Regions from separate parts of the Homo sapiens genome. Here region 1 is linked to region 2. A link is a loop called in an ENCODE intact Hi-C map of the cell type or tissue named here. Cell type or tissue: MCF 10A. All regions are shown on one strand. Each heading gives the region's core, and the rest is flanking DNA. Links, peaks and the distances in the headings are about the cores only.

Region 1 (8,342 bases), core at 191-8,190, 59 kb before region 2:
CTTTTATAACTGCAGGCGCCATTGGCTAATTTTCTGGAACACACCTTTATACTCTGGTCCAACGGATTTTTTAAGATGTCTTCAAGACCATATCTGGAAAAAGAAATAAGCAAATGAACATTTATGGATGTTACACTATGCCCCCACATGCTGCACTAAATGCTTTCTTTATTTCCTTTGAAATGGTCATCACAGTTATCTTGTGACGTAGCCATTAAACTCTCATTTTATGAGTAAGGAAATCAGTGTCTTTATTTGTAACCTCTGAAGGAATGGAAAATAGATGGAATAGAAGCCATCCAGAGAAAAACTGTGCTCAGTCCTAAGATATGCCAGTACTGGAAGATATCCAGAGCAGATGAAATAGACAAAACACTGCTCCTCAAGGAATAACCACATGTCACAGCATCCTCTGTAATAAACACACAGTGTTGTTGAGTATATTCCCACGGGGCCTTTTAAAGTAATTGGATGAATCTAGAATTTAGCCTTGTGCATACAGTTGCTAGTGAATGGGTAAGTCAGTTGTCTTTGAGGCCAAGTTGGCCTATGTGGGTCACAATAAAATGCTGGAGTCCTCCCTCGGGCTCTGTCCTTAGAATTATTTATGTACACCACAACCATGTCCATAATTTGGCTATATAGAGCCTAGATGTACATCTCCAACTTGGACCTCTGTTGAATTTCAGCCTCAGATAAACTGACTCCCAGACATCTCTAAAACGTGTCTTATGTTGGGCCCTTGATATTTTCTCATCAAATCAGCTTCTTCTCCATCAATGACAAATCAATTGTTAACGCTCTTCATGATCCGGCACTTCCTTACCTCCCTGACTTCATCTCCTACTGCTCTCCTCTTTGCTCACTCTACCACAGGCACGTGGCCTTCATTGCTGCTTTCTAAGCATACTTGGCAAGCACCTGCCTCAGGACCTCTGCACTTGCAGTTCTCTTCTTGGGATACCTTTCCCCTAGATATTCACATGGCTTCCTCCTTCACCACCCTCAGGTCGTGCACAAACGGCACCTTCTCAATGAGGCCTTCCCATCTAAAATTATAACTCCCTTCCCACCCGCCCCTCCAAGTCACAAGCACTTTCTATCCCCTTCCCCCTCTTGCTTTACTTTTCTTAAAATTAATTTATTCTCACTCATTTTGGCAGTGAAAGTTGCTTTATTTTTCTCTTTTGCACTTAACACTATCTAACCATCTACTTATTTTTCTTATTATCAGTAAGAAACACTTGATGAAATCTTAGATGTCTTTGATAATAAGATGCAACATTATTTTTGTATCACAAGAAAAGAAAAACAGCTGCCAATTACAAATGTAAGATGGTACTAAGTCAGATTACAATTTCAGAGATTTTGAAGTGTGAAAAATTGTCCATCTTACATTTGATGAAATAAAGTATTTTCTTTATTGTTTTTCTCTCTCACTAAAATGCAAATTTCCATATGGATGTGGATTTTTTTTTTTTTGAAATGGGGTCTCGCTGTGTTGGCCGGGGTGGTCTCAAACCCCTGGTGTCAAGCAATCCTCCCGCCTTGACCTCCCAAAATGTTGGGGTTACAGGTGTGAACCACTGCACCCAGCCTAGATATGGATTTTTATGTTTGGTTCACTGCTGTATTATCTGGCGCGTGGTAGATGTTTAATAAATATTTGTTGAATAAATGTTCAAGAACTAATAAAAAAAGAATAAATAATAGACTCCTATATGAGCAGAGTATATCTGTTCTAATTGCCTTAGAAGATTGAAATCTAAGAAGAAAAAGATCATAGAGGATGTCAAAGCTTGATCTGAATTTCCTAGAGTTTTCTGAAACCTCTAGAGAAGATGAGAGACCAATATTAATTCCATAAGTGCTACTGATGTTCTCAGGTTGAATGCATGCAAAGGCCATCCAACCTCAGTTAAAGATTTTCCTAGAATATTCTCTGCCTCCAAAGCTTAACCTAACAAGCTCCATCTTACTCAGATTCTCAGCTCAAGCATCACCTTCTCAGAAAGGAGTTCCGAGACTGCACGATCTAGAAAAAGTAGCCACCAGCACCACCTATCCCAGCTCTACCCATTCATCTCTATCTCATCACCTTGTTGTCTTTTATTCGTAGTACTTTTCACTATATGAAGTTATAGCATGTGCTTAGAACTGTGTCTGAAACAGAAAGTGCTTAATAATTAGCTGTTGAACCAATGTACATGGAGTGTTTGGATCCCTCAAAACTCTTCTCCCTCCCATCCTGACCTAAAAAAGTTCTAGAGAGTTCTATTGTTAAAGTCATTCCTTTTAGTAAAGTTATAAATATTCAAGAAATCTGATTATAAAGCAAATGTGATATTTGGACAAAGATAACATTAGCCGAGGGGTACCCATTAACACCTTGATAAATGCCACTTTTCCTGATGAGCGATTTTTATCTAATTAGAAAAAACAAAGCCCTGAGTGATGGGGAGAAGTTGGCTAGATGGCTTAGAGTAAGACTGGTGGAGTTCAGAGCAGCGACTGTGAAAGTGAGAATCCCAAGAAGCTAGTTTCCTGGACCTGAATGTGAGAAGGGGCAGGGGCATTAAATGGCTGAGTTTGACCTCTCTAACCTTTTGTCTAGGATTTGACCAAGCCCAGTGGCTACTTATCCTCCCTTCTCTTCCCTGTGCCTTCACCCTGTGATTTTCTCATCACCTTTTACATTCATCTACTAAGAAAGAATGCTTTCTATGCATTTTAGTTTCTTTTTCCTTCCAAAAAGGATCATCCAGTATATTATTTGTATAATGCAATCTTAGATCTACAAATTTTTCTAATGTCGACCTACAATTTTCTTGCTGTAGCTCATTCTGCCTTTGCACTATCTGTAAAGGAAAGAAAATGTCTGTTTAGTATATACTTCATAGAATATCTCTTCCTATATTTAAAGATCCTTAAATTCTACACTTCATAGGTCAGCTGAAGAATTTTTAAAATAAGCTTTATTTGCTTTATAAGGGGGCCAGTTATTGGAAGAACTTCAACCAGTATTTAAAAGCCAACTTTAGTCAAACCACTTTGTCTAGACACTTCACCTCAGTTTTCTGCAGTTTAAATATCCCACATCTTTAAGCCTTTCCCTATGGGGCCTCTTTCACAGAACTTTAATTAGTTTTGTGGTTCTTTCATAAAGTCATCTCAATTCTTTTTTCCCCCTCTGGTAATGAAAGCTTTTTTCCTCTAATATAAAAGCTTTCCAACCAATGGATTTCGTTTGAATCTCTGGATATCCAAAGCATGCATTTATATCCTCACTGAAGAAAATTATATAACTTTCTATTTTTCTTCTATGTACCTTTAAGTGATTTATTTTTTCGCCTATAATTTTATTATGCTAATCAGCTCATAAACATGGTCAGAGTGTGTGCCCTAGACCTAGACTATTCAAAATTCAGTAAGAAGAGAAAAGAGAGAGAGAGAGACAGAGACAGAGAGATTAGAAAGAAATATTTAAAATGTGTTGTTAGGATAACTTTGTGATTACTCAGGGATAGAGAATTTAAAATTTCAAATATAGACAGCCTAATAGGTACTAAAAGCCTAGAATTGTGCATTTATATTAATTCTAAGTGAGTATTTTTTTTGGCGTCTTTGAAAGAGAATTTTCTGTGTAAAAATGATTATTTTGAACTTTTAAATTAAAATGACAAGTTCTAAACAGTAGCTCTTCATTAAGGTGTTAAATTCAAAGAATTATTCAAAAGTCCAGTAATTAATAACAATTATATTTAGGGGCCATCAATTATGTTTAATCTCATTTAAAGATAAAGGGGCTCCTTCGAATACCTTAAACTCTATAGATTTAAACATTCATTTTCTTTTCAACACTGTAATTGTCTGTTCTAACAAACAAACTTTCCTGGTACCAAATAAACCATGACTCTAATAAGCTTATAAATACAATGAGCTTTAGGATCTTTTCACTATTTTAATACATAGATCAGCTCAATAAAATTTCAACTTAAATCAAAAGTCTAAATCCATTACGTATAACATACATGTTTAAAATAGAAACTAAGAACTGATCTGTTAACTGTAATAGGCTAAATTATAAACATTGAAAGTACACATGGTGAAACCCTGTCTCTACTAAAAAATACAAAAATTAGCTGGGCATGGTGGTGGACTCTTGTAATCCCAGCCACTCGGGAAGCTGAGGCATGAGAATCACTTGAACCTGGGAGGTGGAGACTGCAGTGAGCTGAGATTGTGCCACTGCACTCCAGCCTGGGCGACAGAGTGAGACTGTCTCAAAAAAAAAAAAAAAAAGGAAGAAAAAGAAAGAACCAAAAATACTAAGCATACATAGATTTCCTAACACAAAATATGTTAATACCATGAAAAACTTTCTAAATCTTCGTAGAGTTGGAAGAGGCTTAGTCATCAAGGAAGTGATGATGTCATCCTTCACAGTTTGGAGGATTACCTCCCTGTGTAATTTATGGATTGACTTGCTGAAGCTTTGTGGGTGCCAGGTGATACAGGCTGAGACGACACTCGATCGGTGTTTATGACACTGAAAGGGCATACTGGCGTATTGAGCCCTATTTATAGCCTGAAACAGAGATTTCATCATTTGAAACAAAAGTCCTTAGATGTGAGTCATCTTATTACCTAATTTTCAAATCATATTGGGATCTGTAACACTCACTTTTGAAGCTTTCTCATTTGAGTGGATTGGATTTTATATTTCTTTGGCTTCTGAGATGTTCAAATGGCTTTTTTTTTTTTTTTTTTTTTTTTGAGACTGAGTTTTGTTCTTGTTGCCCAGGCTGAAGTGCAATGGCATGATCTTGGCTCACTGCAGCCTCCACCTCCCAGGTTCAAGTGATCTCCTGCCTCAGCCTCCCAAGTAGCTGGGATTACAGGAATGTGCCATCATGCCTGGCTAATTTTGTATTTTTAGTAGAGATGGGGCTTCACCATGTTGGCCAGGCCAGGCTTGAACTCCTAACCTCAGGTGATCTGCCCACCTTGGCCTCCCAAAGTGTTGGGATTACAGGCGTGAGCCACAGCACCCAGCCATTTAAATGTCTTTTTAGTCAAACTCCTGAATTCTTTACATGTACTTTTAAGTTTTAGAACAACGCAACTACTATAGATAATAAATTAATAATCCATTAAATTCTGGCTATGTCTTCTGATTTGTCTGATTATTTTACAAGTTCTAAGATCATCAAGCTGACACCTTGCACATCTCCTTCTAAAAATAAATCCTAAGGAAATATTCAGAGATGTGCAAAAGAATTCAACCACAGGGATTTCATCACAGTATTATTTTTAGTAGAAAATGACCTAAATGTCAAGCAAAATCTTTTGTTATTTTAAAATTCCATAAAGCTGGGAACCACAGTTTGTTCATTTTTGTTTCTTGTTTTGTCTAGGATTTACCTTATGGCATTGCACATAGAAGGTGCTCAATAAATGCTTATTAACGGAATAGGTAACTAAATAGTCTTGTGGACACCCCTCTGTAGCAACTGAGGCACTAGGAGTGTAGCTTGGGAGGGTTTTGTCTTTCAAAATCTCTCTGTGAGCCCTTCTTCAAAACGAATAGTTGATGTTTTTCAGGTCTTATGTCACATGCTTTACAAACTCACAGCTTTAATCCTCTCTTTGTAACAAGACATGACTTCTAAGCCCCTCTATGTAGAATTCTAGATCTGACACACCTCTGTAAGATGCAGTCTTGAAAAGAGGGAAGGAAAAGAAACTTCTTGATACCCTTTGTCACATTTGTTCTCTCACAGGAGAAAATGATGTGGAAAGGAGAATGGACCCCAAGCCAGCTAAGAGATAAATGCCTCTGCTCTGTTAACAATCATGTCAAATTCTTACATTTTCCAAAGTTTGTGCAATAGACATGTATTCCTTTTGGAATAAAGAAACATAGTGCTTTAAAAACTATGCTTAACTAATTCTATAATCTGCTTTCAATTTTTACTTATTCAATTTATTTATTTTCTGCCAGTGATCTAAAAGCTTTCGTTGTGCATTGTTCAATGGACACCTTAATACAGTTGCACACCTGGGCAGAGTGCTGAAACTCACTGTCATTGCAAACTTGACTTATACCATACTAAGAGTGAAACTGCTAACTCAAGAGTAAAAGACAGAAAATAGTCCAGAAGACAGCCCAAAGCTTCAATGACAGGGCTGGTCTGATTCTTGCAGGCTCTGCTCCCGTCCTCAGAGTGGAAAAATTCACAGGTTTGCAAATTCAAGGTCTTTCCCAAGGCTTCTAGTAAACAATTACAAAGTTCTTTTTTTTTTTTTTTTTTTTTTGAGATGGAGTCTGGTTCTCTCGCCCAGGCTGGAGTGCAGTGGCATGATCTTGGCTGACTGCAACCTCTGCCTCCTGGGTTCAAGTGATTTTCCTGCCTCAGCCTCCCAAGCAGTTGGGACTACAGGTCCATGCCACCACCCCTAGCTAATTTTTTTGTATTTTTAGTAGAGATGGGGTTTCACCATGCTGGCCAGGCTGGTCTCAAACACCTGATCTCAGGTAATCTGCCCACCTCGGCTTCACAAAGTGCTGGGATTACAGGCGTGAGCCACCATACCCTGCCTAATTAGGAGGTTCTGATTTCCAAAGTGAGGCAGATAACCAGATAACACTGGACTATAAAGGGGGTGTAGAGAATGTTGTTAACATTGAATTCAAGGAAAGGGTTTACTGTGAATAAAAAGAAAGGTGAGTAGATGCACAGAGTGACAGGTGAGAGTGAATCCCAGGAGGTTACTACTGTCCACCCTTGGGGGCTGCTGGGAGTAGTGACAGACACCCTTACCTGCAGTCCTGGAAGGCTTGCTGGAGAAGATGGTTTTCAGTAGCTGCTTTCTCAGACACACGTATCAAAGACATTGGTGTCACATCAAGTTATGCTAAAAAAGAATTGGGACATCTAGCAAGTAAAAGAGAAAACAGGAAATAGGGTTTCAGCGTTTCTGGGGTCTCACTGGGAGCCCCAAGGTGGTAAATTAATAGTCCTTGGACAATTATCTTAGAGTTTGGTTGCCTGATGGTCTGTGGTCTCCTCCCTGCCCAGTCCCCATTGCAATCCCATGGTTTATGTGCCATATATACCCCCATCTCCATCGCAAGAGCACCTGTCTCACTCCACACTTCTATCCCCTCACCCTCAATGCTCTCTCTCTCAGTTACCTACGAAATTTACGAATAGCAGCAGAAAACCACTGTGATATGTGATATGCAGGAGCTGTGTAACATGGTGTAGTTACAGGCGAATAAAACCCAGGCTCTGATGCTGGCCCTACTGGGCTCTTTAAGCCTTGTTCCTCATACTTACAATGAGGATAGAATGCACACTTTCCAACTATGCTGTCAGGGTGGAATGAGATAATGTCTGTGAAAACACCAAGTCTAATGCTCAACTTTCTGTGTGCTTGGAAGATAAACCAGTGTATTTTTCAAAATATGAAAATATGGCCAATAACAGATGAGTTTTGATACAGTCTGATTATTTTCCTTCTTTAGTCTTGCAATAGGTCTCCTCTTACCTAAATAAATTTCAGTAATAATAACTATATCCAACTTAAAATTTGCATAAGAATATGCCACACTATTGAGTATGAACATGCAGGTTTTGGATTTATAATCCTGCCATGTGGCTTTAGCATCTAGGGGCTTCAGTTCCTAAGTAAGGTCAAAGAAAGGCCCTCTTCTAAGCCAAGCTTTGGCTGGTAATAGTTACTCTTCCCTTTGGCTCGCATCAATTGTCTGTAATCTACTCTCACTCAGGTCTCACCTCCGCAAGGACAAGACCCTTCCAGCTACTCTAAACAACCCAAATTTTCCCTTGTTGGGTATTACTACTAGTACTTAATGGCTGTGAAGCTCCAATGGAGATTTAGTCATGAAAATAATATTCATTACATATAGTCCCCATTTATAGAACACATTGTATTTATCTAATTTTTACAACAACCCTGCAAGGTAGCTATAATTATCCCTATTTTGCAAATGAAGGCATTAAAGCTAAAAAAGTCTAGGTAACAATCAATAGTAGCACTTAGATTCAAAGCATGAGGTTTTCACTCCACTAATCTACCTTCCAAATCTGTTTATTATTCATTCATTTTGGTTTTTTAAATTTGTAGGCTAATTAACTTGTGTCTGTTCCGTAAGCTACTAATCATGGTATCTCTGAGCAAAAGACTTACATTACACTGCTGATTACTTTTGTTTCATCTGCATTTCTAAGTTACAATCACCTGTTAGACAAAGATAATGCCCTCCAATTCTTAGGTGTTGTCATTGTATATTTTCAATACAAGGCTAAGAATGC
Region 2 (8,342 bases), core at 31-8,030:
GAGCCAATAAGTTCTCCTTTGTCTAAGTAAGTTTGAGTTGTGCTTCTGTCATTTAAGAACCAAAAAGAGCCCTGGCTAATACATTGTCTTTTTGATAGCCAGGCTATAAGATAGCAGCCAATGGTCCTCAACTCTGGTAGTTATATCCTTGTGTAGAACCCTGATTGACTAAATGCAAATGTGGAAATGACGGTGTGTGACTACTGAAGCTAGTCTCAGAGAGTACTGAGGCTTCATCTTGGTCTCTTGGATTGCTTGCAGATGAGAAAGCTGGCTGCCATGTTGTAGAGACACTCAGGTAATCTCATGAAGTGACCCACATGGAAAGGAACTAAGGCCAAGTGCTAACAGCCAGTGTCAACAAGCCACCATGTGAGTGAGCACCTTGGAAGCAGACTTTCTAACTCTAGTGAACTCTTTGAATGATCCTAATCTCATGAGACACCAATTCAGGATCAATTGCCAAGCCACCCTCACAGTCCCTTCCCACAGAAACTGTAGGAAATAATAAATGTTTATTGTTTATTTTAAGCCACTAGATTTGGGGGTCATGTTTTGCCCCAAGAATATTTTTTACCTATATAACAATAAGTCATACAACCTTGTAGGAATATTACAAAAGAGAAAAAGTAGAGTGAGAATCCTAATACAATAAAATGGTTATTTCCCAGAGAGATGGTAGTGACTAAGTGGGCAGCCAGGGCTACCCGGTACTCCAATTTCCTATCTGCTTTAAACACTTACCTGGTTATACATATTAGCATTAACCATCATAGAAACTAATGTCTTACAATAGATGAAAAATAGCCAATTGATTCATTCAAATTGCATTTCATGACAAAGAATAATCTGACAAAGAATAATCTGTTAGTTTAATTAAGATTCTATATTGACACTTACTTAAACATATTAAATCTCAGTCACTGTTACTCATAGAAAAATAAATATTAACTTCTTGTAGAAATTTAAACACATTTTCCCACTGGTTAATATAATGAAGGCAAGACTTTCTCTAAACTAATGAGTGAGGATTTCTGCTATTATCGTCTAAAGAGGACTCTAATCATTGAATTTTTTAATTGGCTTCTCTACTAGAAGATTGGATTTTTACCTTGATGCAGAATATTACACAAATACAGTACAATTTTTTTAAAGTTTTCATGTGGTGTTTTAGGCTCGTTAAATAGCATTAATTTTTTTCTTTCTTTCTTTCTTTTTTTTTTTTTACTTTTATCCTTCAAGTTTTCTAGTTTTGATAATTGGTTCATACTTTCTTTTAGGGTCCATCCAATTTCACGTTCAAATGCTTACTCAGCAAATGATGCAGGTGGCTGTTCCACTGGTCTTGATGTGAGGCAGAGCGCTAAGAACCAGCAGATCGATGATGGGTCATGGCCCTAGCCTGAGTGGTGGTGTACCATCATGTAACTTCTTGGCACTTGATTTCCCTTATCTATCAAATAAGCGCCTTGAACAACTACATCCTAAAATTCTCCGAAATTGAGAAAGTCACTGAATTTTGAATATTCAAGTGACACATCTTCTAAACCAGTAAAACAGAAACACATACACTTGTTGTATGTGTAAAGCAATATATTTTTAGTCATGTTTGCGTTCTTGACACTTGAAGTTATACTTTGCATGGTAATTTCACTGCTGGAAAGATTTCAAAAAGGAAGCATTATCAATAAGGTAAAATTAATGTCTTAAAATGCTGTTAAGAAAAAGTGCATAGAAACCAGGAGTGAGCCAGAGTTATAAAACAGATAATACCTTATATTTGAAAAACAATCTTTTTCAAGGAATTATGATTTAAATTACAACTAAATTATATTTTAGTTAAGGAATTGAATAATCGAATAAGGTAATGTCTCTTCCTTATGTTCTTCCTAATTATTTGATCCTATAATGAAAAATTTCCAAAACACTGGATTTTTACAATAAAAGTGTATTTAAATAGCTATAACATAAATATTTCTACAGCAAACACCATATGTAAATCTCAGCCAGCATTTTATTTAATGCTGCTGAAAATTCCTCTAAATCAGCAATGAAAGATTAAGTCATGACCAGTAAAATTTTACTGTTTAGTATTTATTTATTTATTTATTTATTTATTTTTTGAGATGGAGTCTCACTCTGTTGCCCAGGCTAGAGTGCAGTGGCACGATCTCAGCTCACTGCAAGCTCCACCTCCCAGGTTCACGCCATTCTCCTGCCTCAGCCTCACGCCCGGCTAATTTTTTTGTATTTTTAGTAGAGACAGGGTTTCACTGTGTTAGCCAGGATGGTCTCGATCTCCTGATCTCGTGATCCGCCCGCCTCAGCCTCCCAAAGTGCTGGGATTACAGGCATGAGCCACTGCGCCTGGCCCTGTTTAGTATTTAGTGTAGACTGGAGCTAACATTTACCTAGGTACAATAATCCCCATGCATTGTATGCTATATTTCTTTAGATCCACACATCAAACCTATGAAGGAGTTACCATTATGTCCATTTTTTAAACAAAGAAGGACTGGCAAAAGAAAGTAATTAACTTAGGCATTTTGACATGGCAAGAAAGAGGGGCACCTGGGATTTGAACACGTATCTCTAACAAGAGTTTTCAAACTTTTTGTTAAGCTATGGAATCTTTTCCAATAGGAAAACCTTCTGTTCATATGAAAAGTATAAAACAGATAAACTCCTGGATGTTCTGCTTGTGTGGCTGGCTTTGCTGCTTCACTTCCCTCTCTGTCTCTGCCTCCCTCTGCCCTGCAATACCCCCCCATTTGAAAATGACTGCGTTTTGCCTTCATGCCGTCTTGTCCTAGTTTTTCTAAAATCAACAATCCTCATTTAGTGTACCAAACCATTCTCTATAAACAAGAATACTTGACAAACCAGAGTGACACATTTTTGTAAGATAACGTTTGTGAGGCTGTAGATATTATATAAGGTAGATATGGCTGTGGTGATGACAATGATAATGATGGTACAGTTTACTCTATGTAAACACTGCACATTTGTTTAGTTTCAAAGTTAAATAACAAACTATGTGCAGGCCTTTATGGCTCCTAGCCAGCTTCATTGCTCTCTTCTGAAACTGAAAAGCATCAGAGTGGTTTTTTGAGAGAGGTTCCCCGTTGTTGTTGTTGTTGTTGTTGTTTGCCCTGTCACCCTACTAATTAAACATGACCTGATGACCAATGGCCTATGATGAAGCCTGGCGCAAGAGGAGAGCCCTTTCTTCTGTCTTATAGGGTCTGAGTAGGAAACATCCAAGGAGGGGTCAGCATTGGGTAAATGCAGAAGTGGAGAGAGGGAAGACAGCCATGTAGCAAAGCCATGAGGCAGAGAGAAAGTGAGTGAGTACAGTCAGTAGCAATGGTTGGAAAAATAAGCAGGTACAGAGAAATGGAGACAGAAGAGCTGAGTCATGTGCATGGCAAGGAGCCAAGAGTTTGTGTGAGGTCACCAGGGGATAAGTTATACTACTAGATCAGAGCTATTACTCAGTTGTGGCTTAGTGACTATAGCGCAATTCTAGTCCTGTTAATGAGACCTTTATATATTTTTTTACTTCTCCACATTATATTCTTTATTTTATTTTATTTTATTTTTTTGAGATGGAGTTTCGCTCTTGTTGCCCAGGCTGGAGCGCAATGGTGTGATCTCGGCTCACTGCAACCTCCGCCTCCTGGGTTCAAACAATTCTCCTGCCTTAGCCTCCCAAGTAGCTGGGATTACAGGCATGCGCCAGCACGCCTAGCTAATTTTGTATTTTTAGTAGAGACGGGGTTTCTCCATGTTGGTCAGGCTGGACTCGAACTCCTGACCTCAGGTGACCTCAGGCCCGCCTTGGCCTCCCAAAGTGCTGGGATTACAGGCGTGAACTACCACGCCCGGTCATTATATCCTTCTTAATAAACCTGCATTAATTGAGCCAAGTGGTCATTTCTCTGTTCTTTGCACTCTGAAAGAATCAAATTAACACAATATTGAAAGAAGCTTGCACGGCACCTGGAACATAATGGGAGCTCCACAGAGTGTGCTTATCAGGATTTTAAAAGAGCTTCTATGAGCAAAAGCAGAAATTGCAGACTAACTCTCAAATCCAAGAGTCACAGTTGGTTTGGATTTTCAGTTTGGTAGCTTTTTCCCCTCTTGCTTTAAAGGTTTTTTAATTCTAAGAGAAAGCCCAAATTGGATAAATTTAGGTGTGGAAATAAAACACATGTTCTCATAATTTGGGAGAGATGGATGAATCTCTTGGGATATGGGGCTTCACAAAATATTTCAAATTATTTTTTAAATATTACGGGCTTGGCAAAAACAAAATGATTTTCTAAAAGAACTTGTCTTCTTAACATTCAAAAGGTCTCAAGGGAAATGTAATGTACATATTTCTGACTCATTTTACATAACTCAATATTGTTTAATAGGAATTGATTGATGTTTAAAAATTCAATAAATGTTTGAACTAAGAAGTATTGTTGGATGGTAAAACTGTCTTCTGAGAAAAAGGTTGAATTAGATGTTTTCTTAAAAGGGTCTCAGTGCTTGGCCTCAAACTTTACCAAGTATTTTTTCTTCCTTTGTATAAGAGAAAAAAGTAATTCTGAATAATCTCCCTTTTTTCCCAGTTACAAACAAAAAGACAGAAATTTGAATTCCAGAATATTAATATATTATTGAGCAACAGGGAAGAAACCAAACATATAATTAATTGGGGCATAAAAAGAGAAGAGAAAAGGAGAAACAGAGAGAGAGGGAAGAGAAAGAACTACTGAGATGTTAAAGGATTATATGTTGCTGAACTAAATGACATATAATCAACAACCCAAATTTCTCTGTGGAATGCAGTAAGTTTCAGAGCAACTTAGAGACCTCAGCTGGTATAAAATTCTACTTTCACTCTACTCTCCTAACACCCTGTTCTTCTCCCATTGTAATACTTATCAAACTTCATTGAAATTACTTCCTAATTGTCTGTCTGCCCTCTGCATTGTAAACTGTGTGAAGGTAGGGTTTGTGTCTGTCTTGTTCTCCACTATTCCCAGAGCCAGCTAACACCTAGCAGAATTGTTACCACCAATTCCTAGCTCAGAAGTATTTGTTGAATCAAACTTTATAACACAATCATGTGTAGAGGTTAAAAGCACAGGCTCTGAAATCAAACTCAGTATCAGCGTTGACATCTGTTTAGTGGATATGGTAACAGCACCTACCTCCTTGAGCTGTAGCGAGAATTATATGAGGAAATACGTGTACAGCACTAGGCATGGTGTTGGCATATTGTTGGCATACTGTTCCAAAACATGTTGCTCATAAAAATAATAATGAGGGCCAGGTACGGTAGCTCACGCCTGTAATCCCAGCACTTTGGGAGGCCGAGGCAGGTGGATCACCTGAGGTTGGGAATTCAAGACCAGCCTGACCAACGTGGAGAAACCCCGTCTCTACTAAAAATACAAAATTAGCCGGACGTGGTGGTACATGCCTGTAATCCCAGCTGCTTGGGAGGCTGAGGCAGGAGGATCACTTGAACCCAGGAGGCGGAGGTTGCAGTGAGCTGAGATGGTGCCATTGCACTCCAGCCTGGGCAACAAGAGTGAAACTCCATCGCAAAAAAAAAAAAATAAATAAAATAATAATAATAATAACAATAAGTATTTTCCCTGAACAATGAATCCAAGCATTTTTCTCTCAGCAAAATAAAGTTTTTACAAAAGTAAAATAAAAATTGATTTTTTTAACACACACATTGTGATTTAGTCATGCACATTTTATCAACATAGCCTGAAACATTACAGGTAATACTCTTAAAAATCTTTTTTAGGCCGGGCGCAGTGGCTCACACCTATAATCCTAGGACTTTGGGAGGCCAAGGTGGGCAGATCACGAGGTCAGGAGATCAAGACTATCCTGGCCAACATGGTGAAAACCCATCTCTACTAAAAACACAAAAATTAGCTGGGCATGGTGGTGCAAGTGTAGTCCCACTACTCAGGAGGCTGAGGCAGGAGAATTGCTTGAATCCGGGAGGTGGAGGTTGCAGCGAGCCGAGATTGTGCCACTGCACTCCAGCCTGGCCACAGAGCGAGACTCTGTCTCAAAAAAAAAAAAACAAAAAAAACTCTGTGTTTTCCCCCCAGCCGGCTCATTGGCCATTCTCCCCATTTGATCTTACTCATTTCTGGATGAATTCAGCTGGCTGTGGAGCAGCATGCTGGAGAATATGAAGGTTTGTGATTCTACATTCTTTCTGCCTAATAAGTACGTCAGTCATTTAAAAGAATGACTGTGATTTAACGGTTACATAGTCATTAATTCCTAGAGTAGGATTTTTCTTTTTTTAACACTGGCATGACTCTGATCCTAAACAGAGTATAATCAGGTCACTAAATGTGGCCACTGCCCAAGTGTCCCTTGGGCAGATGACACAGAGATTGAAAGTCCATAAATGACTGACCTGTACATCCAGGAATGACAACAGGCTTTAGCAGAACCCAGCAATACGGCTGGAGGGCAATAGGGAAGAGCTAACATTGACTGAACACTTACCCAATACAGATGTTTTATATATAGTATTTCTAATTCTGAAAACAAAACCTATGAAAACAAATCTATATTTCCCATTTCACAGATAAGAAAACTGAGGCTTAAATAGGTTGAGTCTTCTCTCAAAAGTTCACATAACTAAAATCACAGGACAGTATTGTTTTCACAATTTTTATGTAAATGTAAAACTGCTGTAAAATATAAAGCTTATTTTAAAAATAAAAATGTTTTCTTTGTAAATGGAAATTCTTAGAAGAAAAATTTGGTTAAAAAATGAATTTCTAAGGAGGCTGAGGCAGGAGAATCGCTTAAAACCCGGGAGGCGGAGGTTGCAGTGAGCCAAGATCACGCCATTGCACTCCAGTCTGCGCAACAGAGGGAGACTCTGTCTCAAAAAAAATAAATAAATAAAATAAAATAAATTTCTAAAACATAGAATCTGAAAAAAAAATCATTGGGCCTGAAATAAACCCAGTTCTTTTAAAAAATTTTAAAAATTTTAAATGGGGTCTTGGTCTATCACCAAGCCTGGAGTGCAGTGGCAAGATCTTGGGTCAATGCAGCCTCTAGCTCCTGGGCTCAATCAATCCTCCCACCTCAGCCTCCCAAGTAGCTCTGCGTACAGGCACATACCCATCATGCCCAGACAATTTTTGTAATTTTTTTTTTTTATAGAGATGAGGTCTCCCTATGTTAGCCCGGCTGGCCTCAAACTCTTGGGCTCAAGCAATTCTCCTGCCTAAGCCTCCAAAAATGTTGGGATTACAAGCATAAGCCACTGTGTCCAGCCCCCAGTTCTGTCTTAATCTTAATGCAAAGAGCCTATGCTTTGCTGCCTTTCTAGTGGGTGTAATGGGATTTATAAAAAGACAGAAACCATTACGCAGATGGGGTCTTTTATTTTGCTGGTAGGTTGCATACTTTTTAAGACCAGGGGTGTTGCCTATTTTGTTCACTGTTCTGTCTTTGCCACTCAACCCAATGCCTACCATAAAATAGTGCACAATAAATGTGTATTGAATGAATAAGTAAATGCCTCTTTCTCCTTGGATGCCCCTGGGAAATAGAATGGTAGGTATCATTAATTAATCAAATGTATTGTCAGGCATTGTCTTCATAAAGATCTTCAATCAGCACATAGTACAGAGGTTTACTGCTCTAGGGGCAGGACTGACCTTGTGATGGGCGAGTCATTGAGGAATGCTGCTGCGAGTGAGCCCCTGCATCTCACCCCCATGGCCCTTACACACACACACACACACACACACACACACACACATTAAAAATCTCCCATTCACTAGCCATTATCATCTAACTTGCATCACTTTAAAAATTGCTCTCAGTGAGTAGATGCTCATTTAAAGAAGGTAATAAGGAGAAACTCTCTTACTGGATAGTTAGGCTTAGAGGGAAGAAGAACTTGAATAAAAGGAGTTGTGACAGCTAAAAAAATCCCCAAAAACAACCTCCTGGTGCCCAGACAAGAAAAGCCAAGGAGTATCATGCTAGAAAGTAGGTCAGAGGAGTTTATGCACCAGTGGATGTCATGAGGCCTCAACCACAGCAACTGAGTTCTTCACTTGGTGGCTTCCTAGGCAAAACAGCTATACCCACTTCTGCCTGATTCCAAAGCTGGGCCGTGTGCAGCTCCATTATGGGATAGATGGTGGCAAACCGCTTGATGGTTCTACTCTTAGGCTCCCAATTCAGTAAGAGGAGGTACTTGTGTGCTCTGAGCATTTAACATGGTACCTGCACCAAGTAGGTGCTCAGTAAATATGTGTAGCTTGACTAAGTAA

Evidence for each region. A loop is a pair of places that touch in the nucleus more often than their neighbours do. Peaks named below come from ENCODE experiments on the same cell type or tissue, not always from the same donor. Only the 100,000 strongest peaks of a DNase experiment are listed, where the experiment ranks them.
Region 1: it touches region 2 in a loop (2.6-fold over the local background); 5 of 110 quality-filtered maps call a loop at or near these places.

The regions. Positions count from the first base shown.
Region 1 is chr12:25,330,164-25,338,505 of GRCh38, reverse strand. No RefSeq gene overlaps it. Among named protein-coding and RNA genes, the nearest start is that of KRAS, 83 kb to the right of the region's middle. In MCF 10A, for the core only: no CTCF peak of the experiment used is centred there; a DNase peak (open chromatin) is centred at 4,495.
Region 2 is chr12:25,271,442-25,279,783 of GRCh38, reverse strand. No RefSeq gene overlaps it. Among named protein-coding and RNA genes, the nearest start is that of KRAS, 25 kb to the right of the region's middle. RefSeq lists a cis regulatory region at 3,410-3,420 and an enhancer at 3,343-3,487. In MCF 10A, for the core only: no CTCF peak of the experiment used is centred there; a DNase peak (open chromatin) is centred at 3,433.